2 separate regions of the Homo sapiens genome follow, and region 2 is linked to region 1. A link is an interaction called in ENCODE POLR2A ChIA-PET data of the cell type or tissue named here. Cell type or tissue: Panc1. All regions are shown on one strand. Each heading gives the region's core, and the rest is flanking DNA. Links, peaks and the distances in the headings are about the cores only.

Region 1 (15,753 bases), core at 7,128-9,627:
TTATTTACCCAGTAGTCATTCAGGAGCAGGTTGTTCGGTTTCCGTGTAGTTGTGCGGTTTTGAGTGAGTTTCTTAATACTGAGTTCTAATTTGATTGCAGTGTGGTCTGAGAGACTCTTTGTTATGATTTTCATTCTTTTGCATTTGCAGAGGAGTGTTTTACTTCCAATTATGTGGTCAATTTTAGAATAAGTGTGATGTGCTGAGAAGAATGTATATTCTGTTGATTTGGGATGGAGAGTTCTGTAGATGTCTATTAGGTTCCACTTGGTTCAGAGCTGAGTTCAAGTCCTGGATATTCTTGTTAATTTTCTGTCTCATTGATCTGTCTAATATTGACAGTGGGGTGTTAAAGTCTCCCACTATTACTGTGTGGGAGTCTAAGTCTCTTTGAAGGTCCATAAGAACTTGCTTTATGAATCTGGGTGCTCCTGTATTGGGTGCATATATATTTAGGAGAGTTAGCTCTTCTTGTTGCATTGATCCATTTACCATTACGTAATGCCCTTCTTTGATTCTTTTGATCTTTGTTGGTTTAAAGTCTGTTTTATCAGAGACTAGGATTGCAAACCCTGCTTTCTTTTTTTTTTTCTTTCCATTTGCTTGGTAAATATTCCTCCATCCCTTTATTTTGAGCCTGTGTGTATCTTTGCACTTGCGATGGGTCTCCTGAATACAGCACAGTAGTGGGTGTTGACTCTTCATCCAATTTGTGGGTCTGTGTCTTTTAATTGGGGCATTTAGCCCATTTACATTTAAGGGTAATATTGTTATGTGTTAATTTGATCCTCCCATTATGATGCTAGCTGGTTATTTTGCTTGTTAGTTAATGCATTTTCTTCATAGGATCGATGATCTTTACAATTGGCATGTTTTTGCAGTGGCTTGCACAGTTGTTCCTTTCCATGTTTAGTGCCTCCTTCAGGAGCCCTTGTGAGGCAGGCCTGGTGGTGACAAAATCTCTCAGCATTTCCTTGTCTGTAAAGGATTTTATTTCTCCACTTATGAAGCTTAGTTTGGCTGGATATGAAATTCTGGGTTGACAGTTCTTTTCTTTAAAAATGTTTAATATTGGCCCTCCACTCTCTTCTGGCTTGTAGGGTTTCTGCAGATAAATCTGCTGTTTGTCTGATAGGCTTCCCTTTGTGGGTACCCCAACCATTCTCTCTTGCTGCCCTTAACATTTTTTCCTTCATTTCAACCTTGGCGAATCTGATGATTATTTGTCTTGGGGTTGCTCTTCTCAAGGAGTATCTTTGTGATATTCTCTGTATTTCCTGAATTTGAATATGGATCCTGGATAATTTCCCCAACCTAGCAAGGCAAATGTCATCTTATTTATATTTTAGTTTGCATCTGTTTGATTACTAGTGATGCTGCCTCTTTTGTTTGTAACAGATTATTAATTTTTATATTCTTTTTTTGTGAATTGCCTGTTCATGACCCTTGCCCATTTTTCAACTGGTATTAATAATTTTTTTTTTATTTCTGAGAACTCTTAGTAGTTGAACTATCAGATATATTGTACTTATTTTCCACAGTGTATCATTTACCCTTTCATTTTATGCATATATGTATGTGTGAAGGGGAGCATTTTGCCTATAGGCAAGTTTAAAAAATCATTAGTCATCTCATTTGTTTCCTTTTATGGTTTTTCAAAGACTGCCTTTTCATGTTCATCTATGTCTTTGTCTTATCCTTATAGACTTTCATTTATTTCTTCAACATCGTAGTCATAAAAACACTCAAACAGCAAGTTAACTTTAAATAGAATACCTATATACACACCATCTAGAGTCTATCATTAACACATTACTATACTTGCTTTATGCATAGCTACCCATCTGTTTATCCCTTTTTAAATAATTTTTATTTTTTTTTCAATAGTTTTGGGGGTAAAGAAGGTTTTTGGTTACATGGATAAGGTCTTTAGTGGTCATTTCTGAGGTTTTGGTGCACCCATCACCCAAGTAGTTTACCCTGTACCTAATATGTAGTCTTTTATCTCTTTCCCCATTCCCAACATTTCCCTCAAGTCCCCAAAGGCCATTATATCATTCTTATTCCTTTGCATCCTCATAGCTTAGCTCCTACTTATAAGTGAGAACATATGGTATTTGGTTTTCCATTCCTGAGCTACTTCACTTAGAATAATGGCCTCCAGCTCCACCCACGTTGCTGCAAAAGATATTTTGCTCCTTTTTATGGCTAAGTAGTATTCCATAGTGTGTATATACCACATTTTCTTTATCCACTCATTGGTTGATGGGCATTTAGGCTGGTTTCATATTTTTGCAATTGCGAGTTGTACTGCTATAAACATGTGTGTGCAAGTGTCTTTTTCATATAATGACTTATTTTCCTCTGGGTAGGTCCCAGTAGTGGGATTGCTGGATTGAATGGTTGTCCTGTTTTTAGTTCTTTAAGGAATCTCCACACTGTTTTCCACAGTGGTTGTACTAGTTTACATTCCCACCAGCAGTGTAAAAGTGTTCTCTTTTCACCACATCCATGCCAACAGCCATTGTTTTTTGACTTTTTAATTATGGCCATTCTTGCCAGAGTAAGGTGGTATCTCATTGTGGTTTTAATTTGAATTTCCCTGATAATTAGTGATATAGAGTATTTTTATATGTTTGTTGGCTGTTTTTATATCTTCTTTTGAGAATTGTCTATTCATATCCTTTGCCTACTTTTTAAAAAAATTAATTTTAAGTTCCAGGATACATGTGCAGGATGTGCAAGTTTGTTACATAGGTAAATATGTGCCATGATGGTTTGCTGCACATGTCAACCCATCACCTAGGTATTAAGCCCTGCAGGCATAGCTTTTATCCTGGTGCTCTCTCTTCCCCCATCCCCATGACAGGCCCCAGTGTGTGTTGCCCCTGCGTCCATGTGTTCTCATTGTTCAGCTCCCATTTATAAGTGAGAACATGTGGTGTTTGGTTTTCCGTTCCTGTGTTAGTTTGCTGAGGTTAATGGCTTCCAGATCTATCCATGTTGCTGCAAAGGACATGATCTAGTTCCTTTTTATGGCTGCATAGTATTCCATGGTATATATGTACCATATTTTCTTATTCACGTATGTGTTCATTGCAGCACTATTCACAATAGCAAAGACATGGAATCAACCTTTGCCTGCTTTTCGATGGGATTACTTGTTTTTCTCTTGCTGATTTGAGTTCCTTGTAGATTCTGCATAGTAGTCCTTTGTCAGATGCATAGTTTGTGAATATTTTCTTCCACTCTGTGGGTTGTCTATTTACTCTGCTGATTATTTCCTTTGCTGAGCGTTTTAGTTTAATTGGGTCCCATTTATTTATTTTTTGTTGTTGTTGCATTTGCTTTTGGGGTCTTAGTCATGAATTCTTTGCCTAAGCCAATGTCTAGAAGAGTTTTTCTGATGCTATCTTCTAGAATTTTTATGGTTTCAGGTCTTGATTTAAGTCTTTATACACAAGTCAATAAATGTGACATATGACATAAACAGAATTAAAAACAAAAACCATATGATCATCTCAATAGGTGCAGATAAAACATTTGCTAAAATCCAGCATTGCTTTATGATAAAAACCCTCAACAAAACAGTCATAGAAGGGACTTACCTCAAAGTAATAAAAGCAATATATGACAAACCCACAGCCAACATCATACTGAATGGAGAAAAGCTGAAAGCATTGCCCCTGAGAACTGGAACAAGACAAGGATGCCCACTTTCACCACTTATAGTCAACATAGTACTGGAAGTCCTGGTTAGAGCAATCAGACGAGAGAAAGAAATAAAGGGCATCTAAATTGGAAAAGAGGAAGTCAAATTGTTGCCGTTTGCCAGTGATATTATCATATACCTGGAAAACCCTAAGGACTCATCCAAAAAAATGCTCATCCCTTTTTCAATCCACTAATCCAGCTTACTTTTGGTGCTTTCAAAGTAAATTGCGGATAGTAGGCTATGCTTCCCCTCTAACTACCTCAGCATGCATATCATTTCCCGGAGTTCAATATTTGTTTAGTCTTTTGTGTGATATAAAATTTACTTAAAATGAAATGCACATATTTTAAGTGTACTTTCACTGAGTTTTGACAAATGTATACATCTATATAACTGAAAGCCCTATCAGAAAGTTCCCTACCACCACTACCTCCTCTAACCACCACCAGAGGAAAGCACTGTTCTGGTTGTTTTCTACCATAAATGAATTTGCTGCCTCTAGAATTTTATGTAAGTGGAATTATACAGTGTTGGGATACAGTTCTCCATGGATTGCTCACATTTCTCCACATCTTGCTAGCACAGACACTTACAGCCTTTGTTCCAGACTCTTTTCAAAAATGTTGATTAGCTAGCGGTTTTGGAATACAGAGATAGTATCTCCCTCAGGAGCAAAGAGTACTATAGAAGATGCAGGTTCACTAAGCTTAGGGATCCTCTTCACTGCCTGTGCAGGTATCACTTGGCCCTCTTCATGTCACTCTGTAGGAACTGGGCTTGGGAAATCAGCTCAAGAAAATGCTGATACTCTGGCTACTGGTACAGCTGTGAGTAATAAAGTCATTTTTTCTCTGACCCAGGAGTCTTATGTCTTTTACCAACATCCATAAAAAGGTGGCAGACTAACTGTTTAGCTTGAAAGTAGGGTAAAATCTCAGACCTCTCACAGTTCTCAACATATAGTGTGTGCTGTAGCTGCTTTCTTGCAGCATGTTTCTGAGATCCACCCACATTGTTGCATTCACTAGTAATTCTTTTCTTTTTATTGCTGAGCAATGTTCCATTGTACCAGTTTACTTCTGTATTCTCCTGGTGATGGATGCCTGGGCAATGCCCAGTTTCTGGCTGTTATAAATAAAGCTGCTGTGAAAATTCTTGTACACATCTTTTTGTGAATATATGTTTTTATTTTAGGGTAAAAGTAGACATCATGAAGTAGAATTGGTAGGTCACAGGTTAGGCCTATGTTCAGTGTTATTTTTAAAACTGACAAACCTTTTCCCAAAGGATTGTGTTATTTTATATTCCTACCAATATGTATGAGATGTCTAATTGCTCTATAACTTTGCCAATATTTGATGTTGCCCATATTTTTTATTTTAGCCATTCTGGTGGGTATTGTAGTGGTATCTTATTGTGGTTTTAATTTGCATTTCTCTAATCTGCACAATAAACCCCCATGACATAAGTTTTACCTGTATAATAAACCTGCACATGTACCCCTGAACTTAAGATAAAAGTAAAAAAATGTATTTCTCTAATTACTTAATGACACTGAATATATTTGTATGATAACTGGTCATTTGTATGTCTTATTTTATAAAGTGTTTATTCAAATTTTTGCCCATTTTTGAGGGTTGTTTACTGTATTCTTTGTTAAATCCTTGATAACAGTGCTTTGTTAGATTAGTAGTCTTATTAATTTTGCTAGTGGTGTACAATAATGAGCAGAAGTTCTTAATTTTGGTGAAATCTAATTATCAATTTTTTGTTTATGGTTATTGTTCACTGTGACCTCTCCAATAAATTTTTTGTTACCTCCAATTCACAAAGATAATCTCATATGTTTTCCTCAAAAAATGTTTCTAACACCTCCTCCCACCCCCACCAAACCTGCATTCATCCCTCTTGACCCTGCCACAGTAGGCATTTCTTTGAGAAGTATTGTTCAGCCTTTCAACTGCTCCTCTTAGAAATGAGGGTGGAATAGGGATAGGCTGCCCTGATGAGGCAGTTTCTATCTTCTTCAAATTTTCTGGAGTGCTGGTGAATAAATATTTCTCCATCTTATTACATATGCATATCACCTTTAATGCATACCTGGACCCTATGAAAGGTATTATGAGCCCCATTTTACAGATCTGGGAAATTATACCCACAGGGGTGAAGTAACTTTCTCAAAGGCACACAGCTCCACAGTGCTGGAGTTGGGAATCAAACATGCAACTTACTGCTTTCCAGAACTGTGGTGATAACCATGCTGCTAACCCTGACACTACTACACTCTTCAATAGTCTTGCTTGACATCAGTACCGTCACTATGGAGCCTTACTCTCATTTTATTCAGTTACCACCATAATCCTTGAATGCTTTTTAGTTGTGTTGTTCATGCTTCTTAATTGGTTTGTCTTACATAAAAAAGTGGCCTATTGAAATATGATTTATAATCTTCATATAATTTAGTAATTCAAATTCATGGTTCATCATCTTTATACAACTTACAAGATTCATGCAATAAATTGCTGGCTCAGATTTGAAGCCCTTTGCTACCTTTTCTAAGAGGACTAATTATGGCAAATTTTATTTTTTTATTGAATAAAATGTTAAATTAGCACAGTGAAATTGTGAAAACTACTTGGTGGGAGAAGACACTGTGCAAAAAAACAAAAAACAAACAAATAAAAAAACAAAAAACCTACTCTGTTTCACATGAAAGGATTCAGACTTTGCCAGTGGCTCACTTTCCTGTCCTAACTCAACTTTGTTATTCTAAGTGAAAAAAAAAAAATAAAATAAAATTTACCTTCTAGGTCTTTCTTATGCTGGATAAGAATAAAAATAAGAATATACATTATTCATGAATTTTTTTCTCTTTGGTTTCTAATTCTGAAAAGCATATAGCAAGTTCTCTTAAGTAGATTTGAAGTACAAATGAATGCAATATATATAATACTAGAAAGAGCTTTCACTTTTTAGGACAGTTATTTTATAATCATATAGCGGTAGTATTAATACTGACCTGATGTAACATGCTTCACAGGGGCCAATAGCATATCTTTGTGGGCTTAGTAGGAAAAAGTGCCAGGGACCTGAATTTTTCCTTCATAATAAACCATTAGAAAGATGTATGTCATCATGGCACAAAGTTTGGATTAGATAATTGAGATCACTGTTCCTAATATAGCTCTTGTTGAGATCAGTTGTTATAATTCTTGATTTTTCACTTTTAAATCTGGGTGTCAATGCTGGGTTATAGTGCCCCGTGTCTAGGGCAAAGTGGGATGTTTGCAGGATCTTTGTCCACAGTGACCGGCTGAGTCTGGCACAGCTGCAAGGTGATACAAGGGGTGACAGGAAAACAGGTAGTGGAATATTTAGAAAGAAGTGTGTGGCCTCTGCGAGTGATCATGAGGTGACTCGGTCCACCTCAGAAAATGTTCTTGATATGTTCTATGGGTAAAGTAAATCATTGAGTTATAAAATGCAGCCAAACTCCACATGTCTGAAGCCATGAGATGTTTTTATTTCTCTTTTCTCTTAAGTTAGGTTTTCCTAGAAAAATCCAGAAGTAAGGAATCAAGTTTAAGAGATTTATTGAGAAAATGCTTTTAGGAGCACAGGAAGCCAGACTGGAAAGGGGAAGAAACCAAGAAAAAAATGTGGTTTCAAGTAATGTCTCACACTTAGCCTGATTTCATGGGGAGAATTAATAGAGTGTCAACTATAATGGGCTTGACCTGCTTCATGGAGAAGAAGCTGGACATTTGTACTTCCGTGCTCATCCATCATATCACTGGCTACTAGCTGGGGGCACTGGGATGCAGGAGTTGGTAAGTAAATTCCCAAGCATTTCCGTTTACTTTTCCCTCTGCTTTTTTCAAGCAGAAGGAGTTTCACCCCATAGCCACCACCGCTGGTTATGTACTGAGTCTCACTTGAAGTCAGCAAATATCAGAATCCCACCCAAGGCCCTTGATATAGTGCCTGGGTATTGCTGCTGGTTATTTGGGGCCCAAGGGCTCTTCAGTTAGCAGATAATAAATGCTGCCAGGACTGGGTCTTCCCTTCAAGTCAGTGGGTTCCCTTCTGGCCCATGGTGTGTCTAAAAATGTTTTCTGGGAGCTAAGGCCTGAAACAGGGGCCTCACAACTCTGGTCAGTACCCTATCCTGCTGGAGCTGAGGCGGTATCCTAGATGAAAGACAAAGTCCTCCCCTCTCCTCAAGTGGAAAGGAAGAGGTCTCTTTTGGACCTGAGACCTGTGCACTCTGAGGTTAAGGGAGGGGTGATGCCAGCACTCCCTTAGCTGCCCCAGCTCCCCACCGCTTCTCATTCTGTGCATGGGTGAGGCAGTTCCAGTGCCTAAGGGCAAACCTCAGAAGGTCACAGGTGCTGGAGGATGGGCACCTGCAGCCTATGAAAGAATGGGTGAGTTGAGGTCAGGAGACCGAGACTATGCTGGCCAACATAGTGAAACCCCTTCTCTACTAAAAATACAAAAATTAGGTGGCATGGTGGTGTGTGTCTATAGTCCCAGCTACTCAGGAGGCTGAGGCAGGATAACCGCTTGAACCCGGGAGGCGGAGGTTGCAGTGAGCTGAGACCATGCCACTGCACTCCAGCCTGGGTGACAGAGCAAGACTCCGTCTCAAAAAAAAAAAAAAAAAAAAGAATGAATGAGTTACCAAGAAGCTCCAGTGTCCTCTATAGCTTCTGTGGCATCCTAGTCTTTCTGGGATTAGAAAACATTCAGTATGAATTAATAGAATAGGTATCCCTGGATCTGCTTGTTCTTCACCAAGGAAATGCACAACTAGGCCTGTTTCCTTCACCACTGTAACAGTAAAATGTTAAAAGAACAGAAATTATAACAAACTGTCTCTCAGACCACAGTGCAATCAAACTAGAACTCAGGATTAAGACTCACTCAAAACCGCTCAACTACATGGAAACTGAACAACCTGCTCCTGAATGACTACTGGGTACATAACGAAATGAAGGCAGAAATAAAGATGTTCTTTGAAACCAACGAGAACAAAGACACAACATACCAGAATCAGTGGGACACATTCAAAGCAGTGTGTAGAGGGAAATTTATAGCACTAAATGCCCACAAGAGAAAGCAGGAAAGATCTAAAATTAACACCCTAACATCACAATTAAAAGAACTAGAGAAGCAAAAGCAAACACATTCACAAGCCAGCAGAAGGCAAGAAATAACTTAAGATCTGAGCACAACTGAAGGAAATAGAGACACAAAAAACCCTTCAAAAAATTCAATGAATCCAGGAGCTGTTCTTTGAAAAGATCAACAAAATTGATAGACTGCTAGCAAGACTAATAAAGAAGAAAAGAGAGAAGAATCAAATAGACGCAATAAAAAATGATAAAGTGAATATCACCACTGATCCCACAGAAATACAAACTATCATCAGAGAATACTATAAACACCTCTATGCAAATAAACCAGAAAATCCAGAAGAAATGGATAAATTCCTCGACACATACACTCTCCCAAGACTAAACCAGGAAGAAGTTGAATCTCTGAATAGACCAATAACAGGCTCTGAAATTGAGGCAATAATTAATAGCTTACCAACCAAAAAAAGTCCAGGACCAGATGGATTCATAGCCGAATTCTACCAGAGGTATAAGGAGGAGCTGGTACCATTCCTTCTGAAACTATTCCAATCCGTAGAAAAAGAGAGAATCCTCCCTAACTCATTTTATGAGGCCAGCATCATCCTGATACCAAAGCCTGGCAGAGACACAACAAAAAAGAGAATTTTAGACCAATATCCCTGGTGAACATTGATGCAAAAATCCTCAATAAAATACTGACAAACCGAATCCAGCAGCACATCAAAAAGCTTATCCACCATGATCAAGTGGGCTTCATCCCTGGGATGCAAGGCTGGTTCAACAGATGCAAATCAATAAACGTAATCCAGCATATAAACAGAACCAATGACAAAAACCGCATGATTATCTCAATAGATGCAGAAAAGGCCTTTGACAAAATTCAACTGCCCTTCATGCTAAAAAATCTCAATAAATTAGGTATTGATGGGACATATCTCAAAATAATAGGAGCTATCTATGACAAACCCACAGCCAATATCATGCTGAATGGGCAAAAACTGGAAGCATTCCTTTTCAAAACTGGCACAAGACAGGGATGCCCTCTCTCACCACTCCTATTCAACATAGTGTTGGAAGTTCTGGTCAGGGCAATCAGGCAGGAGAAGGAAATAAAGGGTATTCAATTAGGAAAAGAGGAAGTCAAATTGTCCCTGTTTGCAGTTGACATGATTGTATATCTAGAAAACCCCATTGTCTCAGCCCAAAATCTCCTTAAGCTGATAAGCAACTTCAGCAAAGTCTCAGGATACAAAATCAATGTGCAAAAATCACAAGCAGTCTTATACACCAATAACAGACAAACAGAGAGCCAAATCATGAGTGGATTCCCATTCACAATTGCTTCAAAGAGAATAAAATACCTAGGAATCCAACTTACAGGGGATGTAAAGGCCCTCTTCAAGGAGAACTACAAACCACTGCTCAATGAAATAAAAGAGGATACAAACAAATGGAAGAACATTCCATGCTCATGGATAGGAAGAATCAATATTGTGAAAATGGCCATACTGCCCAAGGTAATTTATAGATTCAATGCCATCCCCATCAAGCTACCAATGACTTTGTTCACAGAATTGGAAAAAACTACTTTAAAGTTCATATGGAATCAAAAAAGAGCCCGCATCGCCAAGTCAATCCTAAGCCAAAAGAACAAAGCTGGAGGCATCATGCTACCTGACTTCAAACTATATTACAAGGCTACAGTAACCAAACAGCATGGTACTGGTACTAAAACAGAGATATAGGCCAATGGAACAGAACAGAGCCCTCAGAAATAATGCCACATATCTACAACTATCTGATCTTTGACAACCCTGACAAAAACAAGAAATGGGGAAAGGATTCCCTATTTAACAAATGGTGCTGGGAAAACTGGCTAGCCATATGCAGAAAGTTGAAACTGGATCCCTTCCTTACACCTTATACAAAAATTAATTCAAGATGGATTAAAGACTTAAATGTTAGACCTAAAACCATAAAAACCCTAGAAGAAAACCCAGGCAATACCATTCAGGACATAGGCATGGGCAAGGACTTCATGTCTAAAACACCAAAAGCAATGGCAACAAAAGACAAAATTGACAAATGGAATCTAATTAAACTAAAGAGCTTCTGCACAGCAAAAGAAACTACCATCAGAGTGAACAGGCAACCTACAACATGGGAGAAAATTTTTGCAACTTACTCATCTGACAAAGGGCTAATATCCAGAATCTACAATGAACTCAAACAAATTTACAAGAAAAAAACAACCCCATCAAAAAGTGGGCAAAGGATATGAACAGACACTTCTCAAAAGAAGACATTTATGCAGCCAACAGACACATGAAAAAATGCTCATCATCACTGGCCATCAGAGAAATGCAAATCAAAACCACAATGAGATACCATCTCACACCAGTTAGAATGGCAATCATTAAAAAGTCAGGAAACAACAGGTGCTGGAGAGGATGTGGAGAAATAGGAACACTTTTACACTGTTGGTGGGACTGTAAACTAGTTCAACCATTGTGGAAGACAGTGTGGCAATTCCTCAGGGATCTAGAACTAGAAATACCATTTGACTCAGCCATCCCATTACTGGGTATATACCCAAAGAATTATAAATCATGCTGCTATAAAGACACATGCACTGTATGTTTATTGTGGCACTATTCACAATAGCAAAGACTCGGAACCAACCCAAATGTCCAACAATGATAGACTGGATTAAGAAAATGTGGCACATATACACCATGGAATACTCTGCAGCCATAAACAAGGATGAGTTCATGTCCTTTGTAGGGACATGGATGAAGCTGGAAACCATCATTCTCAGCAAACTATCACAAGGACAAAAAACCAAACACTGCATGTTCTCACTCATAGGTAGGAATTGAACATTGAGAACATGTGGACACAGGAAGGGGAACATCACACACTGGGGCCTGTTGTGGGGTCGGGGGAGGGAGGAGGGATAGCATTAGGAGATATACCTAATGTTAAATGACGAGTTAATGGGTGCAGCACACCAACATGGCACATGTATACATATGTAACCTGCACGTTGTGCACATGTACCCTAAAACTTAAAGTACAGTAAAAATAAATAAACAACAACAACAAAAAAGTAAAATATTTTGTAAGGTGCTCTCAATTTTGACACTCCCTTTAAAAACGTTTGGCAGTATATGCAGTGTGACCCAGCAGAACATGTCTCTCTCCTTCTCCTTCCCTCCCTCCCCTTCCCTCCCTCCCCCATGCTTGCAGGTATTTACACAAACACAGGAGCGCATATGCATCTGTGAGTGGGTATAGTAGTGGTGATTTTAATGCTTTCTTTAATCTGCTCTTCTCTCCTCTGTCTGCCTAGGAGGTACCTTCTCTTCCCGGAAGGCCTAACTCAAAAGTCACATGTACCTGATGCCTTTGCCCACGCTTCCTCCCACAGAATAATTCATAGCTCAAATTGTAGCCCCAGAGAACTCCGTGCATTTGGCCTTTCTAGAACTTTCTGCTTTGTAGTTTCTTGTTTGTAGTCTCCGTCTCCCTGGGGGCAAAGACTGTTGTAGGTATTGTATTGTCTAGCCAGCCCAGGCTCCACTGAGCTAATTTTCACATGCCTACTAGGTCCCCACAATGCTTACTAAATCAAATAAAGCCTTTTGAAACTGCCCTGATAGCTTTCTTGCCTGCCTCTTGCTTTTCTGAGTAACTACAGTCAGTTGAAAAAAAAAAAAAGAAGTTCCTTTTTTTTGGCCATCATGCTTGTTTTATTATGTATCAGTTTTCTATTGCCATGTAACAAATTATCACAAACCTAGTGGCTTAAAAAAACATACATTTATTATCTCACTGTTTCTGCAGGTCAGGAGTTGTGGTATAGCTTAACTGAGTCCTCTGTTCAGAGTTTCCCAAGACTGCAATGAAGCTGTTAATTAAGCAGTATCCTCACCTCATCTGGGGAAGAACTCTTTTCCCAACTCATTCAGGTTGTTGGCAGGACTCATTTCCTTGTGGCTATAGGACTGAAAGCCCTGGCTTTTTGCTGGCTGGAGGCTGTTAGGTCCTGGAAACCTAAAGGTCATTGATTTATAGTTGTACCTACAGTGAAGTCTACATGAAATTGTGCTCAATGAGGAAAATAAAACTGGATAGTATTTGATTATTTGGAACCTTAGGAATACCTAAATTCAAGTTCTGGGTCTCTCTATTCACACATGCGTACAGATTCTGTGATGCTGAGGAAATTGTTTACCCTGTTGGTGCCTTAGTTTCTGTCTGTACACACAACAAAGGACTTTCCTATGACAAGCTTTATTTTTAACTTTTATTTTCAGTTCAGGGGTACGCTGCTGGTTTGTTAAATAGGTCAACTTGTGTCACAGGGGTCTGTTGTACAGATTATTTCATCATCACTGAGCCTGGTACCTATTAGTGATTTTTTCTGATCCTCTCCCTCCTCCCACCTTCCAATAGACCAAAATGTGTGTTGTTCCCCCTCTATGTGTCCATGTGTTGTCATCATTTAGCTCCCACTTCTAAGTGAGAACATGTGGTAGTTGGTTTTCTGTTCCTGTGCTAATTCGCTAAGGAGAATGGCCGCCAGCTCCATCCATGTCCATGCAAAAGACATGATCTCATTCTTGTTTATGGCTGCACAGTATTCCATGATGTATATGTCCCACATGTTCTTTAGCCAGTCTATCATTGGTGGACATTTAGATCGATTCCAGGTCTTTGCTATTGTGAATGTGCTGCAATGAACATATATCTGCATGTGTCTTTATGATAGAATGATTTATATTCCTTTGGGTATATACCCAGTAATGGGATTGCTGGGTTGAAGGGTAGACAATCTTTGAAGAAATACATTTAGTATATTCAGTCACTTCAGTTCTGTGATTAGCGAAATCAATCTTGAATACTGCCTCTGCCACTTCCTGTCTGGGTGACCTTGAACAAGTTATTTATCATCCCTGAACTTTAGTTGCCTCATCCTTAAAATTGAGACAGTACTCGTGCTTGCCTCATAGGATTGTGAAGAGTAGTAAAGGAAGATGTTTAAAGTGAAATACAAATATCTGGCCCATAATGAGATGCCTAGCACAATAAGTAATAGCTATTATTATTGTTATTTAAAATTTGGGGTTGTGGTGCATGTCACCCAGGCCTCAGGGAGGATGGGCGGAGTCTGGGTAAGCTGTCTGAAGACCTGAGTTAAGAAATATAATATTTTTCACTCTGACAGGTGTCTATTTCTCTATAAACCTCAGCTTGTTCCCAGTCTTTAAGGTGTGTGTGTGCGGGGTGGTGGTGGGCGGGAGGGCGGTTGATGTTTGAAAATATGAGGAGTGGATGACAAAGGGAAGGAAAGGAGAAGATGGAAGAGGGTCCCTAGAATGGTTCAGCCCCACTCTGAAGTGGAAGCATGTTGTTAAAACAGCCCACCCAGAAATGGGGAGCACATGGCTCCTGCCCACCTGCCTTCTTGGAAAGCTCAAGAAGCCAAAGTCACTTTTTACTCTCATTGCTTGGTTAGGCTCTGTTTTCAAACCTAAGGGTTTATCTTTCACTGTGGCTTAGTAGATTTGTATTTTCAGATCATTGGGACAGGCCTGGAGGACAGAAAGCCTGATTTTCATGGAAGCAACTCCCAGTAGTTGATACATTTATTGCCACTCATGGACGGAAGCATGATGTTCATTGCGTCCTGTGTAATCCGCAGTTTAGAACTGGACTGCCGGACACAGTGGCTTACGCCTGTAATCCCAGCACTTTGGGAGGCCGAGGCAAGTGGATTACCTAAGGTCAGGAGTTCGAGACCAGCTTAGCCAACATGGTGAGACTCCTTCTCTACTAAAAATGCCAAAAAATTAGCCGGGCATTGTGGTGTGTGCCTGTAGTCCTAGCTACTTGGGAGGGTGAGGCAGGAAAATCACTTGAACGTGGAAGGCGGAGGTTGCAGTGAGCCGAGATCGTGCCAATGTACTTCAGCCTGGATGACGGAGCGAGACTCTGTCTCAAAAATAAAATTAAATAAATAAATAAATAGAACTGGACTGCCCAGTGTTCTACCCTCAGTGTCCCAGTGTCCCATTCATTTAACAGGTAGCATTATGGTAACAAATAACAATGCTACCTGTTAAATGAGTGTCTTCCATGGTAAAAGAGAAGATAATAGTTTGGGCACAGTCATTCTTGAGCAATTTTGAAGTGACAAGTAATGTAGTTGCTGAACATCAGACTGACCTAGATGTGTGTTCTCTGCACATCTGTCTCTGGTAACTGCATGGCCATCAGCAGATTAGTAAATGTCCCTGTAGGTGGTAGGCAACACTGAATTGTCCTCATTGTCCTATTAGTTTAAAGATATTAATATTTCCATCAGAGTTTATTAATATTCTCCTCTATGTACAGTGCCCTACTGCTATGAGGAATTTTTTTTTTCAATGAAAACTGAACATCCAACTTTTTATTTGAAATTTCCCAAATGTTGAATGTTGGCCACCAATTCAAAAAAATAAAAACAGGATTTGGGCTAACTGAAACATGCCTGCAGATTGTGTAGCACCTGTGAACTGCCAATTTGCAATCTCTTTCTTATGGCTTTGCCTGGTGGCCCAGGATGGTTTGTATTTTCTTGGCATGGACTAAAAAGTGATACTGACCTGTCACTCCTAACAAGGGCCCAGCAGCCTGATTTCACCAGCAGACCAATTTGTGGGGATTGTGAAGTTCTGATTTTAGTTACCTGTGGCTCTTTCCATTGCTAGAACTCCATGGAACTAAAGGGTTGATGCTTGTCCAAAACGTGTTACCGACTAACTGGAGAAATATGAGCAATTGTGTCGAGGTATCAGATGTGTGCAACTTCATGCTGGCTCTGTGGTCTCTGTGCTATAAAGACAAATCTCT
Region 2 (15,753 bases), core at 6,572-9,071, 460 kb before region 1:
GGGACACTTTATTGAGGCCCCAGGGCCATGGGGCCTGGGCAGAAGGCTGCTGCCCTTCAAGGAAGGAAGAGCCTTATTTGACCTTCTTCCTGGGGTACAGGTTGTTGGTGTGGCCGCATTTCTTCTTGTGGCAGTTGATAGCACCGGGGTGCAGGCAAGCATAGCACTTGCAGCAGATCATCTCGTCGCAGTTGTATTTCTGGACGAGCTGGCGGAGGGAAGGCTCAGTAATGCCACCTCGCAGGCGCAGCACCAGGTTTAGGGTGGACTCTTTCTGGATGTTGTAGCCTGAGAGAGTGTGGCCATCCTCCAGCCGTTTCCCAGCAAATATCAGACGCTGCTGGTCAGGTGGGATACCCTCCTTGTCCTGAATTTTGGTTTTGACATTCTAAATGGTGTCGGTGGGCTTGACCTCAAGGGTGATGGTCTTGCCCGTGAGGGTCTTCACAAAGATCTGCATCTCTGCGTCTGCAGCCCGGCCGCCTCGCTGAAGAAAAAGAGCTAAAAGACATATTTTCATTGAAAATTATTTACTTACTTTAAAAAACTCTTAAAAGTAACTGGTATTCAGCATTTAATGATGATATTTAGGGTTTTCAAACCCATTTTTCTTAGTCCATTTGGGCTGCTATAACAAAGTATAATAAACTGGATTTTTATAAACAACAGAAGTTTATTTCTTACAGTTCTGGAGACTGGGAAGTCCAAGATCAAGGTGACAGTAGATTTGGTGTCTGGGTAGGGCCCACTTTCTGGTTCATAGAAGGCACCTTTTTGCTGTGTCCTACATGGTGGAAGGGGCCAGGGAGCTCTTGGGGGTCTCTTTATTTTATTTTGAGATGGAGTTTCACTCTTGTCGCCCAGGCTGGACTGTGATGGCGCGATCTTGGCTCATTGCAACCTCCGCCTCCCGGGTTCAAGCGATTCTCCTTCCTCAGCCTCCCAAGGAGCTGGGATTACAGATGCCCGCCACCACACCCAGCTAATTTTTTTGTATTTTTAGTCAAGACGGGGTTTCACCATGTTGGCCAGGCTGGTCTTGAACTCCTGACCTCAGGTGATCCGCCCGCCTTGGTATCCCAAAGTGCTGGGATTTCAGGTGTGAGCCACTGCACCCGGCCCTCTTTTATATTTTATTTATTTATTTATTTATTTATTTATTTTTGAGACGGATTCTCCTGTCCAGGCTGGAGTGCAGTGGCATGATCTCAGCTCACTGCAACCTCTGCCTCCCAGGTTTAGGCAACTCTCTTGCCTCAGCCTCCCGAGCAGCTGGGATTACAGATGTGTGCCACCATGCCTGGCTAATTTTTGTATTTTTATCAGAGATGGGGTTTCACCATGTTGGCCAGGCTTGTCTCAAACTCCTGACCTCAAGTGATCTGCTGGCCTCGGCCTCCTAAAGTGCTGGGATTACAGGTGTGAGACACTGTGCCTGGCCTGGGGTCTCTCTTTTTTTTTTTTGAGATGGAGTTTTGCTCTTGTTGCCTAGGCTGTAGTGCAATGGCACGATCTCAGCTCACTGCATCCTCTGCCTTCCGGGTTCAAGCGATTCTCTCGCCTCAGTCTCCTGAGTAGCTGAGATTACAGGTGCCTACGCCCACTCCCACTCCCAGCTAATTTTTGTATTTTTAGTAGAGATGGGGTTTCACCATGTTGGCCAGGCTGGTCTCTAACTCCTGACCTCAGGTGATCCACCCATGTCAGCCTCCAAAGTGCTGGGATTACAGGTGTGAGCCACTGTGCCTGGCTCTGGGGTCTCTTTTATAAGGGCATAAATCCCATTCACGAGGGTTCTGTCCTCATGAAGTCATCACTTCTCAAAGGCCTTACTTCCTAATACTACCATGTTGCTGATTAGGTTTCAACACATGAATTCTGGGGGCCACAAACATTCAGACTGTGGCAACACTTAAAAAGTTATTTGAATGAATGTGTAAGACTTACTTTTTATTTCTTGGACATGTTGCTATTTCTACAGTCATTTGACTACATGGTTAATAGAGGAATTTGGAGAGAATATTGCAAATGTGACTTCAAGGGTAAATTATTTCAAGTAGGTATTTAAGAAACAACGAACTTAATACTTGAACTATGTGTACCTTTTTCTAGGGAACCTCAAGTTAAATCAGCAAAATTCAGCAGGGAGAAATGAACTGGGTTATCCATGTCTCAAAGGTACAAAGAAATAGAACAGTCCTCTCCTACCTACCATCTCTGTGTATTATAAAGTCAAGGAGATTATTTTACTTATGGTTTAATTTAAAGAGACTTATTTACAACATGTATTTATATGACAGTTTGATATGCTTTATTTTTCTGCAGGATTCAATTACTGGACTTGTCAACTCTGCCAGTGTACGTGCCATTTCTCTTCCACTATGAGAGGACCGATTGTATTGCACATTTGTCTGGCTTTCTGTAGCCTTCTGCTTTTCAGCGTTGCCACACAATGTCTGGCCTTCCCCAAAATAGAAAGGAGGAGGGAGATAGCACATGTTCATGCGGAAAAAGGGCAGTCCGATAAGATGAACACCGATGACCTAGAAAATAGCTCTGTTACCTCAAAGCAGACTCCCCAACTGGTGGTCTCTGAAGATCCAATGATGATGTCAGCAGTACCATCGGCAACATCATTAAATAAAGCATTCTCGATTAACAAAGAAACCCAGCCTGGACAAGCTGGGCTCATGCAAACAGAACGCCCTGGTGTTTCCACACCTACTGAGTCAGGTGTCCCCTCAGCTGAAGAAGTATTTGGTTCCAGCCAGCCAGAGAGAATATCTCCTGAAAGTGGACTTGCCAAGGCCATGTTAACCATTGCTATCACTGCGACTCCTTCTCTGACTGTTGATGAAAAGGAGGAACTCCTTACAAGCACTAACTTTCAGCCCATTGTAGAAGAGATCACAGAAACCACAAAAGGTTTTCTGAAGTATATGGATAATCAATCATTTGCAACTGAAAGTCAGGAAGGAGTTGGTTTGGGACATTCACCTTCATCCTATGTGAATACTAAGGAAATGCTAACCACCAATCCAAAGACTGAGAAATTTGAAGCAGACACAGACCACAGGACAACTTCTTTTCCTGGTGCTGAGTCCACAGCAGGCAGTGAGCCTGGAAGCCTCACCCCTGATAAGGAGAAGCCTTCGCAGATGACAGCTGATAACACCCAGGCTGCTGCCACCAAGCAACCACTCGAAACTTCCGAGTACACCCTGAGTGTTGAGCCAGAAACTGATAGTCTGCTGGGAGCCCCAGAAGTCACAGTGAGTGTCAGCACAGCTGTTCCAGCTGCCTCTGCCTTAAGTGATGAGTGGGATGACACCAAATTAGAGAGTGTAAGCCGGATAAGGACCCCCAAGCTTGGAGACAATGAAGAGACTCAGGTGAGAACGGAGATGTCTCAGACAGCACAAGTAAGCCATGAGGGTATGGAAGGAGGCCAGCCTTGGACAGAGGCTGCACAGGTGGCTCTGGGGCTGCCTGAAGGGGAAACACACACGGGCACAGCCCTGCTAATAGCGCATGGGAATGAGAGATCACCTGCTTTCACTGATCAAAGTTCCTTTACCCCCACAAGTCTGATGGAAGACATGAAAGTTTCCATTGTGAACTTGCTCCAAAGTACGGGAGACTTCACGGAATCCACCAAGGAAAACGATGCCCTGTTTTTCTTAGAAACCACTGTTTCTGTCTCTGTATATGAGTCTGAGGCAGACCAACTGTTGGGAAATACAATGAAAGGTAAAAGAAAGAAAAAGAAAAACAAACTTTGGTTTAATTTGGAAACTTTCAATTTTTTTTTTAATGGCAATTTAGAAATAGGTTGAAGTTTTAATGAAAAGCAGGCCAGGTGCAGCAGCTCATGCCTATAATCCCAGCATTTTCGGAGGCCGAGGTGTGAGGATTGCTTGGGCGCAGGAGTTCGAGACCAGCTTGGGTGATATAGTGAGACCTCTTCTCTGAAAAAGAATAAAAAAATGAAATTTAAAAAATAAAAAGAAAAGCAGAAGCATACAAATACATCATCTATTTTATATAAAAATTACACCCAATTCCTGTAATTCCAGCACTTTGGGAGGCCAAGGCAGGCGGCTTACTTGAGGTCAGGAGTTCGAGACCAGCCTGGCCAACATGGTGAAACCCCATCTCTATTAAAATACAAAAATTAGCTGGGTGTGGTAGCAGGTGCCTGTAATCCCAGCTACTCGGGAGGCTGAGGCAGGAGAATCACTTTAACCTGGGAAGGCGGAGGTTGCAGTGAGCCAAGATTGTACCACTGCACTCCAGCCTGGGTGACAAGAGTGAAACTCCCTCTCAAAAAAGAAAAAGAAAAAAAAATTACACCCAAATTTAAATCCTGCCTATAGACCAGTGTTCTTTAACTGGGGATAGTTTTATTTTGCTTTCCCCTTCCCCCAGGGGACATTTAGCAATGTTTGGAGACATTTTTAGTTGTTAGAACTGAGGGGTGCTAAGATATTGTTAAATATCTTAGACTACGTAGGACAGCCCCCCATAACAAAGAATTATCCCAGCCAACATGTTAATAGCGCTGAGGTTGAAAAACCCTGATACTATTATTTTTATTTTAGACTAATATTTTTCAAACATTTTACTATGAAAATGTATAAATATACAAGAAAATGTGAAAGAATTAGCTATATGTTTAAACTGTAATAATGTTGGATACTTACATACACATTGTTGTAAAATATGCTCACATCCCTTACATTTCTTACAAAAAAAGCTTTAGGTAAGTACTGCAGTTATCTCATAGTATTAACTATATGAATTTTCTAACTTTGTTTTCCTAAAAAGAAAACATTTAGAAATAAGGAAGGGGGTAGGGTGGAAGATAAATCATCTGCTTGCTTGGTTCTGCATTTTCTACTTTCTTTTGGCCTTTGCATCCGTGAATATTATAAGCTGGAAAGCCTTCTATTTGTTGTTGATGGATAATGGTTTTCTTTTATTATGGGTAGTTGGACAGATAACAACATTGGGAAGGAAAAGCTTAGTGTAATGTATACATGCTCATTCCAAATTGTTTTGGAACATGTACAACGTGTTACTTCAGCCAAGTAGCCCAATTAATAGAAAATATCAAATCAGTAATATGTTTTATAAGGTGTTGAGATTGAATTAAAATGGTGAAAGATCACTTGATAAATGACAAAAGAAAGATTGAATTTTACATGTCTAATTCATTTTTGTTTAAAGACCCAGTGTGCTGTTCAGTTTTCATAGAAGCTTCCATAAAATGTCTTGTAAGTTGGTTTTTACATGGAGTTGGGTGCACATGGCCATGAAGACCTTAGATATGACTGAGCAACAAGTTTACTTCAGTTCTTCATAGAACTTTTACTTTTGGAGCATTAAGTCATATAGCCCCAGATTGTTCACTGCACAATTGAATCCATGATTCTTATGTACTAAACTTGTATTAGCTTCTATTAGTACAGCCTAAAAAGTAAAATGGAATTGGTAATTTCCTGATTATTTTGGTTTTTGAATATGGTTCTTAGTCATAATTGCCTCAGCAAATTATAATCTTTTAAAAGGCCACTACTTTTAATTTCTAGCACATAGCACAATTCCTGGCACATAGTAGGAACTCGATAAATATGTTTTCAATTAATTTACAAATGAGGATATAGAACCATTCAGACTGGAGTTATCCAATGTGATTGCCTACCTTACCCAAAGTCAATCAAACAACTTCTAAATGTTCTTTGTACCAAGAGGAACAGTCAAGTTATTACTTTTGTTTTACTTTTTTTTTTGTCCCATAGAGTTAAAAGGAATGGGAAAGATTGCAATTATTGACAGCAGTTGTTATACAATAGCCAAAATGTTTTACTACTCATTTTCAGGTGATCATAAGTATTTTTCTGAAGTAAACAACTTAAATGCTAATCATTTAGAGTCCAGGGACCACTTAGGACATTATCTTCTTCAGAATATGCAATGATTTCTTGGTGTTTTTAGATATTATTAACAGATGGGTATGTTGAGATGATAGTCAGTCCTTTGAGTCAGTTAGCTGCTTCAACTGAAGATCAGGTTTTAAAAATAATATATAATTATTTTTTCTCCTACATGAAGTAGGAAGAATGAGAGATGTTAGGAAACTTTAAAGTTTATTTTAAAAAATTTTATTACTATTTCTAGTTCTCACTTTTCTAACAGCAATTATTTATTCAAGATACTATGCATTTTGACATTTCTTGCTATTTCATAAAATTACAAATAGCGCCTGCATATTTATTTTTGTATATATGTTCTCAAAAGTGTTCATTATGCTTTCAAAAATGAGGGCAACATAGAGAACACCTACTGCTTAAAATGGTAAAACTATATGTTATTGTCTTCTTGTGGCAAACAGAGCATTGCCCTATGTGCTAGAGGTACAGAAAGACAATGAATCCTGGCTCTCTAGGGATTTACAGTAATATTGGAGAAAGGAAAAAAAGAGAGACAAAATTCAAACAATGGTATAGAGTGCAAATATGAAGCTCATGTGAAAACCTTACCCTGACTCACATTGTTTGTCCTGTAACCAGGTATATTAATCCATCAAATGTAAAAATCTCTTCAATTCAAAAGGAAAAATAGTGTTAACTGGATGAGTACCAAGAAAAGGAACTGCTTATAGTGAAAAACAAACAAATACACATTATTTTAAAGCAAATACATTGTTTACAAGGCAACTTTTTTTTAAAGTAATAGGATATGCCATGATGTCATTAATAAATTTTTTTTTTTTTTTTTTTTGAGACAGAGTCTCCCTCTGTCATCTAGGCTGGAGTGTAGTGGCATGATCTCAGGTCATTGCAACCTCCGCCTCCTGGGTTCAGGCAATTGTCCTGCCTCATCCTCCCGGGTGGCTGGGATGACAGGAATGTGCCACTATGCCCAGCTAATTTTGTTGTGTTTTTAGTAGAGATGGGGTTTCACAATATTGGCCAGGCTGGTCTCGAACTCCTGACCTTGTGATCCTCCCGCCTCAGTCTCCCAAAGTGCTGGTATTACAGGCATGAGCCACCGTGCCTGGCCTGTCATTAATAAAAACTTTGAGGAACCCTTTTAAAGCTATCCCTAGAATGTTATTTTTCATTGTATAACTTACTGATCTTGCTAAAATACTTAGTATCTAGAACTAATATTTTAAAAAAGACAATAAGGTTTTCAAGAAATTAAGTTTTTAGTAGTTGCTCTGTACAGTGTTTGAAATTTCTAGCATAGCCCCTTCATAAGAGGGAAAATCTTGACTTATAAGTAGTCTGTTGAAGGCAAAACATTTATATGATCTGAAGAGAAAGCAGAGTATTATTATAAACAGTCTTTAATACTGTATTTGAGGGAATTATAATGTTGTAAAGCAAGTGGACCTGTGACAGATAATGTCATACCCTGCCAGTTCTATTCATTTCCTTTTCTGATCTGAAAGCAAATGCACACCTTCTACAGAGGCCTCTCCAAGGTGTTCCTTGGGCATAGTTAGTACAGTGGTTAAGGGTGCTGGCAATGTGAACAAAGGCATGCTCCTTAGCTTTTCTAAACCTAAGTTCTGTAAAGTGGAGTTATAATAGCTGGTAATTATTGAATACTTACCAAATACTAGGTGTTTTACTTGTGTTATCTAATCTTTGTAGTAACTCTGTGAGATAGATACTATTATTATCCCCATTTTATAGCTGAGGAAACTCAAGGCCCACATATGTGAAGTAATTTGTTTATGCTTACACAGCTAGTAAGTGACTAAGGCAGGTTGGCTCTGGAACCTGCATTCTTGAGCACTATGATGCAGCTTCTGTGGAATGATATTAGTACCTATCTCCCTGTAGTACATATGGGAGGATGCATACTTAAGATACTATATGTCATGCACTTCGCATGGTGTTTAACATAGAAACTCAGTAAATATTAGTTATTGTAATTATTACTCCTTTATTTTAAAATGTGAGCTTCCCTTGACCCTCCAGAAATGCAAATGTGAAAATTAATACACTGTATACAAATGTTTCTGAGAGTTTTTGAGTGTAACTTAGTTCTGTATAACTTGTTTCTTAACAAACTGATTATGTTGACATTCAAACATGTGCCTGAAAGGGAGCTCAGCAATTGATCTTCCTACTTTGTTTTAGATTTCATTTTAGCTTTTTCCATGAACTTCTTTATCTCTGTTGTAGATTGATTCACAACTACTGAAAGCGTGACAGAGAAAACATTTATTTACTGTCATTTTACTTCTGAGTTCTCTCTTTGCTTCCCCAGTTCCTGAAATAGCATCTGCTCCCCTCCCCCCAAGTTTTTAATCATATCATGATTTTTTTTTTTTAAAAAAATAGGGATTTGGTCTATTTTTAAATGTTTTCCCCCCTTTAAGACATCATCACTCAAGAGATGACAACAGCTGTTCAAGAGCCAGATGCCACTTTATCCATGGTGACACAAGAGCAGGTTGCTACCCTCGAGCTTATCAGAGACAGTGGCAAGACTGAGGAAGAAAAGGAGGACCCCTCTCCTGTGTCTGACGTTCCTGGTGTTACTCAGCTGTCAAGAAGATGGGAGCCTCTGGCCACTACAATTTCAACTACAGTCGTCCCTTTGTCTTTTGAAGTTACTCCCACTGTGGAAGGTCTGTAAGGGAGGATATTGGACTCTGTTTTGGGGGTGGATCTCTTCTGTTAAGTGGACTAGGAATAGAATGAGTGAGGCAGCCGACATTGCCATCAGCGCGCGCGTGCGTGCACGTACACACACACACACACCTTTACCTGGAAAGGGGTGTGAGCTCTGTCCTGTTTGAAGAGGTGTGGCAGAGCCTTAAAAGGACAAGGGTTGGCCGGGCGCAGTGGCTCACGCCTGTAATCCCAGCACTTTGGGAGGCTGAGGCGGGTGGATCACGAAGTCAGGAGATTGAGACCATCCTGGCCAACGTGGTGAAACCCCGTCTCTACTAAAAATACAAAAAATTACCCAGGCGTGGTGGCGGGCGCCTGTAGTCCGAGCTACTCGGGAGGCTGAGGCAGGAGAATGGTGTGAACCCGGGGGGCGGAGCTTGCAGGGAGCGGAGATGGCGCCACTGCACTCCGGCTTGGTGACAGAGCGAGACTCCGTGCCAAAAAAAAAAAAAAAAAAAAAAAGGGACAAGGGTTTAGTTTGTAAGTAAGGTCTCCTGGTGGCTCACCTCTGGGTCCTCAAAGGCCAGACCCCCTGAGAAGGCTCTTCCTGTTTGGCAACTCTGCTGCTAGGAGCCGGGGGGGATGAGGTGAAAAAAGCATGGACCTGAATTTGAATCGCAACTTTGGCTTTCACTAATATTGTAGCCTCAAGCTAAGTTTCTTAACTTCTGTAAGCTTTGGTTTGTTCACCTCTAAATAATGCCTATCTGTTTTATAGGTTATTTTAAGAATTTGAAATCATGTCTACAAAGTGCTTTCTATATAGGAGGCTCTCAAATGCTCTGATCTCTTAAAGGCAGTGAAGTTTTCAAATCTATGTGAAAGCTACTGCTGTTCTAGAGTCTCTGGACTTGGGAATTCCTGGGGCTATATTTGGCTGCTTTTAAATTGACATTCCAGACCCAGATCTAGGCTCTTACTCTATGACTTGATTTTGAGAAAGACACTCGATCTTTCCAAAGTAGTCTTTGAAATACAGTTTAATATATTTTTGTTAATTATTTTACCTTTGGCAATACATAATATAAAATCTTACAACATCCATAATATTGCCAATAGAATAAATGGGAGATTAAAATTTAAAAACAAAGTTCTGATTAGAGATAATACATTTTCCTGTAAGACAATACATTTTCCTGAAAGTCTTTGCTTTGGGGAGTTGGATTAATACAATATGGGAAAGGAGAGCTGACCCAAGTGCCAAACTTGCTGTATTGTATGATATTGGTTTAATCATTTCTTGCCTAAAAAGTGAAAGCACATGCTTACATTTGCCATAATGATTATCTTGTGGGTCAAGTCCTGTCTGTTGTGTTTGGCAGAACAAATGGACACAGTCACAGGGCCAAATGAGGAGTTCACACCAGTTCTGGGATCTCCAGTGACACCTCCTGGAATAATGGTGGGGGAACCCAGCATTTCCCCTGCACTTCCTGCTTTGGAGGCATCCTCTGAGAGAAGAACTGTTGTTCCATCTATTACTCGTGTTAATACAGCTGCCTCATATGGCCTGGACCAACTTGAATCTGAAGGTATTCATGCTTTGAAGGGGATCTTTTCAAGGACTGGTTGAGTGAGTCACTGAGCAAATGTTTTTGAAAAAGAATTAAGTAGGAGTATATTCAATCTGCAGTATAGATCAGAGGACAGTAAACTACAGCTGGGCCAAATCTGGCCTGCCACTTGTTTTTGAATGGTTTGTAAGCTAAGAATGGTTTTTACATTTTGAAATGATTGAAAAAAAAAGTCAAAAGAAGAATAATATTTTGTGACATAGAAAAGTTATAAAAATTCAAATTCCAGTGTTCATAAATAAAGCTATATTGGAACACAGCCATACTAATTCATTTTCATATGTGTGTGGCTGCTTTTGTGCCATAGCAGCAGAATTAAGAAGCTGTGACAGAGACTCAGTGGCCCACAAAGCCTGAAACATTTATGATAGGGCCCTTTATAGAGCAAGTTTGCTGACTGTGCTATGGATCTGTGGTTCTCAACTATAGTTGACCATTAGAAATACCTTGGAGAGCTTTTGAAACATCCCAGTGCCTGAATCACTCTCCAGTGATTGAGATTAAGATGGTGGGGGGTGGAATCTGGCATCAGCATTTTAAAAGACTGCCTTAGATGATTTCAGTATTCAAGCTGGATTGAGAATACTAGGTTAAGATGGAGATGTTGAGTTTCCCCACCAGATTTTCTTGGTTGCAAGTTTTAATGTGGGGTGTATTTTAACAGCATTGCTCTGGTTGTTAATGCTGGGTTATTCTCCCTTAGTAACATCTCTGGGTTAGTCTGTGCTACTATTTGGAGATAGGCAGTCTCTTTATTTACTAAGACCAAGAAATTCATGCCAAATTGTACTTTCCAAGACATTGGCTTTGAGCATGTAAAAGAAACTTGAGGCACGGCTGCCTATCAACAAATAAGAAGACTAGAAATATGACACATAGTCACGTAATTAATCAGCATTTTGGCAGGTGAATAGTTCCTGGCTGGAGATACAAAATGTCCAGAGATTTATAGTGCAGAATTTCTTAAACTAATCTGGAACACTGGTAAGCTTTTGGGCACTCAATTAGCCATGTGTTTGCTGCAGTAAGAGACATAGGATGTGCTATTATTTTTTTTTGTCTAAAGCGAAGGGAAGGAGGTTGAGCTAGGTTTGCAGCTGACTCTGGTGCAGACTTTCTGGGTAACACTGGTTGGCTGCTGACAGAGGAACATGACATTTTAGGAGCAGTGTGGAGAATTCCACAGTAGAAGCCTGGTTTAAGAAACAGATCAAAGTGGGCTCAAAGGCTAACAGCTCTTGCATTCCACATTAAGATAAATACTGTATGACTTTGAGTTTAGCGTCTCATATAAACTGTCTGCTCTCCTTGATGCCATCTGGAAAAAGCAGGTTTCCCTAAATTAACCTGAGTTAGACATGACAGCTTTACCCAGCAGGGCTCATTAAATCAGAGAAAAAAAATATTTGTGAATAATCCATACTTGTGAAACTGCAGTAACTTTCTAAATTTAGTAGATGATGGCAGTTGTATTGAAATATGTTAGAATTTTCCGACATGCCTAAGGTGTCCTGGGGTTTTAGTTCTTTTCTTCTACACAATTCAATTTTGCTACTTTTTGATAATATATTTTGTTAGTTTTTGATCTAAATTATCCTTGTCATGGGTTACAAAAATATTTTTGGTCAAAAGATATTATTTTTGCTACATTGTCGGGCTTAGGATTTTGAATTAGCACATTTTTACTCGTAAATGCCAAGGAGTACAACTTATGTTTAATTAGTATACGTTAATAATACCATTGTTAGTTTTATGCTGGTGCTTCTAGTCCTCCAAAAGCTGAATTGACTACACTGATTTAAACAAATCAACCTACTAGACTCCTGGATGTATTGGAGGCCTCTATTTTCAATGCATGTTTTTCTACCTTGCCCGGGAATATAAGTGCAGCTTGAAGCTTTGACTGGGTGAAACATTTTAATTCTTCCATAAGCTTATGCCTAGAGGCAGGTAATTTTTTTTCTTATCTAGAACCCTGTATTACTTACGTCAGGTTAGCAGCCTTTCTTGTTTTAGTCTTTGTGATGAGTTTATATGTTATTTTAATATCTTCCTTTTTCACTAGGGGGCAGGAGCATTTCTCTGGGAAATGAGGTACTTTTCTCCATGGGATTTGGAAAGGGACATCCTTTGTTAGACATTAGACACCAAAGAAGAATGAACCTTTATGGAAATTTCTGAATCCGCAGCTCTGTTTATCCTTTAAGCGATAACTAACAGCCCAAATCAGTCTAAAAATGATGTCTACTTGCACCCTGTCTTCTTCCCTGCTTCTCACATCTCTACAACATGATGACTGAGAGGGGGTATGAGTTTTCAAGGGCTGTCATAACTAAGTACCACAAACTGGGTGGCTTAAAACAACAGAAATTTATTCTTACGCAGTCTGGAGCCTGCAAGTTGGAAGTCAAGGTATAGGCAGGGCTTGCTCTCTCCAAAGCCTCTAGGGGAGGAACCCCAGGGTTTCCTTGGCTTGAGGCAGCATGACTCCAATCTATTCACATGGCCGTCTGTGTCTCTGTGCTCAAGTTTTCCTTGCTTTTTAAGAACACCAGTCATTGGATTAGGGCCCATCCTAATGACCTCATGTTAATTATGTATGCCAAGACCCTGTTTTCAAATATGGTCACATTCACTGGTACTACCGGTCAGGACTTGAACATACCATTTTGAGGGACACAATTCAACATGTAACAGGGGTCTGCTTCTGAAGAGTTTGCCAGCTGTCTGTGAAGACAGACGTGCTACCTGAGTGATGTGAATTGGTAGAGTGGGAGAAGTTTTGGTGTGTTTTCCTTTTCTTAGTCACTGAAGAAAGCCTGCCTTGATAAGTGCCTGCCACCTTGTGCATATTTCAGTGTCTTTTATCTTGTCAGCAAAAATGCAGTTTGATTTTTGAAGGGATAATGGTTTATTTTTCACCTTGCCTGTTACATTTGATTTCTATGTATGACTTTTTTTTAGGGATAAATATTCTCACAATGATAAATGCCTTATACTCATTTCAGGCATACCTCTACGAGGGCTGTATTTAGCAGCTTTGAAATACAAACATAACAAACATGTTCTTTTTATTCAAAATGGGATAATGACAAATTTTATACATATTTTATAACTGCATAAATTAATTTTTGGACATGATCTTTGTATAGGTTGATTTTCTTCTCTTGTTGAATATTAATGTCTTTCCTGCTCTAAAATGCCAACTTAAAATTTCTGATTAGTCTTGAAAACATACCTGGAATTTATGTGGGTTAACTCTTTAAAATATTTTAGTACTAATATTTCTTACCTACTTAAAGAAGTCCCGCTTTCTGTATGTTAGAAATCTGTCTGAAGATATCTGCTTACTCTAAATAAATCAAACTTTTATTTTATTCTTTCTGTATACCCCCATGGAAGATGGAAATTAATCTGTGCTCTGAAGTGGTAATAATAATTCTGTAGAATGGAAGGTTGTTGCTTTGGCAATTCCATATTCAGAAAAATCTACTGTGGGTCTATTTGTGTCAGATAGTAGGTTTCTAAGAACATATGGGAGATAAGAATATAAAAACAGAGATTTCTCAGATCTTGTGATTAAGTCTTTGACGGTCCTCCCTCCCACCCCCCGCACTTCTTCCCTTAATATTTGGAAGTCAATATCTGGGCCTTCCAGCTAGCGGGAAATGGGGAGCCAGTTGGTGCTTGCCATGGTGCGGACCACACAGAGACAGGAATACAGTGACAGGAACACTGAATTTGCTTGGACTCTTCTGGGTTAGCTCTTCTGCAAGAAAAAAGCAATTCCAGTGTTCCTCATCTGGGGAACTTGAATTCTTGATCCGATTGGTCTTATTTAATATCTTTCTGTGGGCATGCATGTTGAGTGTTGCGTATAATCCCATGATATTGTCTCAACCCTGTATTAGTCTGTTCTCATGCTGCTAATAAAGACATACCTGAGACTGGGTAATTTATAAAGAAAAGAGGTTTAATAAAGTGAAAGAGGTTCCACATGGCTGGGGAGGCCTCACAATCATGGCGAAAGGCAAAGGAGTAGCAAAGTTACATCTTATATGACAGCAGGCAAGAGAGCTTGTATAGGGGAACTGCCCTTTATAAAACCATCAGATCTCTTGAGACTTATTCACTGTCATGAGAACAGCATGGGAAAGACCCACCCCCATGATTCAGTTACCTCCCACTGGGTCCCTCCCATGGCACATGGGGATTATGGGAGCTACAATTCAAGATGAAATTTGGGTGGGGACACAACCAAACCATATTAAATCCCCATTTCCTCATTTGTTTCAAAAGGCCCGCTTATTATAGACCTTATGAAACAAACTCATAATAATTGACTTGCTGGAGAATTACCTTTAACATAGAGATTTTTAATTCTTGGCCGGGGTAATCCCAGCACTTTGGGAGGTCGAGGCAGGTGGATCACGGGGTCAGGAGATCGAGACCATCCCAGCTAACACAGTGAAACTCCACCTCTACTAAAAATACAAAAAATTAGCCAGGCATGGTAGCACACACCTATAATCCCAGCCACATGGGAGGCTGAGGCAGGAGAATCACTTGAACCCGGGAAGCATAGGTTGCAGTGAGCCGAGATCACACCACTGCATTCCAGCCTGGGCAACAGAGCAAGATTCCATCTCAAAAAAAAAAAAAAAAAATCCAATGGAGAAGCTACGTTTAACTTTCTTTAATAACTTAATTTTTTAAAATACAAAACCAAATATATCCTTTAACTACAGTTTTTTTCTTTTCTGACAGTTTTTGCTTTTCTAAGACTGTTTTGTCTGTCTTTATATTTAGTTTTTAAATGATTGCGTTTTTGACATTTTTTTCCCAGCCAGGCACCATACATGGGGCAGAAAGCTGTCATTATTTTGCCACTCATTGTTTAATCTGTTTCAGAGATATCCATTTTCCTGCCTTCATGTGTGCACATGTGTGCATGCATGTGTATGTGTGTATTTAATATCATGGTTGTTTTTGTCCTCAGAGAACAATTCCAGTATTTATTTGCAGTGTCTCTTAATTTCCTCTGCTGAAGAGATAGTGGTGTTATCTCTCTTTCCTTATCTGGGGTTTCTAGTTCTGTCCCCTTCTGCGGTCTTCTTTACTGATAACGGGAATTTCAGGAGAAAGTCATTTCTGAAAAGTGTGCCTTCATTCAGGTGACTGAATGATATTCTTGGGAGTCTGGTGGCCTCATACTGAAGCCAATGTCTTTGTCTCTTTCTTTTATCATCAATCAGAAAAAAATTGGGAAATACATTGTTTAAGTAGCATTAGGGTGAAGTTTTTAAGATTTTTTTCTTTTGTTTTTGCAGTTGCAAGATTTAATAGAGGGAAGACAGAGCTCCCATACAGAGGGAGGGGACCCAAAGAGGGTAGCTGTTGCCAGCTCGAATGCCTGGGTTTATATCCCGATCATTGTCCCTCCCCCTGTGGTCTCAGGTGATAGATGATTGGCTATTTCTTTG

Evidence for each region. ChIA-PET counts read pairs that join two places held together with the same protein. Peaks named below come from ENCODE experiments on the same cell type or tissue, not always from the same donor. Only the 100,000 strongest peaks of a DNase experiment are listed, where the experiment ranks them.
Region 2: POLR2A ChIA-PET joins it to region 1 with 6 read pairs; 2 of 35 experiments call an interaction of 5 or more read pairs at or near these places.

The regions. Positions count from the first base shown.
Region 1 is chr14:57,663,534-57,679,286 of GRCh38, reverse strand. The region is part of intron 1 of SLC35F4 (solute carrier family 35 member F4); the gene reads left to right. Among named protein-coding and RNA genes, the nearest start is that of SLC35F4-AS1, 93 kb to the right of the region's middle. In Panc1, for the core only: no CTCF peak of the experiment used is centred there; no DNase peak of the experiment used is centred there.
Region 2 is chr14:58,125,987-58,141,739 of GRCh38, reverse strand. It overlaps ARMH4 (armadillo like helical domain containing 4), which reads left to right. Exons shown (of 8, transcript NM_001001872.4): 2 at 2,326-3,750; 3 at 8,399-8,650; 4 at 10,019-10,228. The coding sequence starts at 2,382. It also overlaps the pseudogene UBA52P3. Among named protein-coding and RNA genes, the nearest start is that of ARMH4, 18 kb to the left of the region's middle. RefSeq lists an enhancer at 12,567-13,068. In Panc1, for the core only: no CTCF peak of the experiment used is centred there; a DNase peak (open chromatin) is centred at 7,789.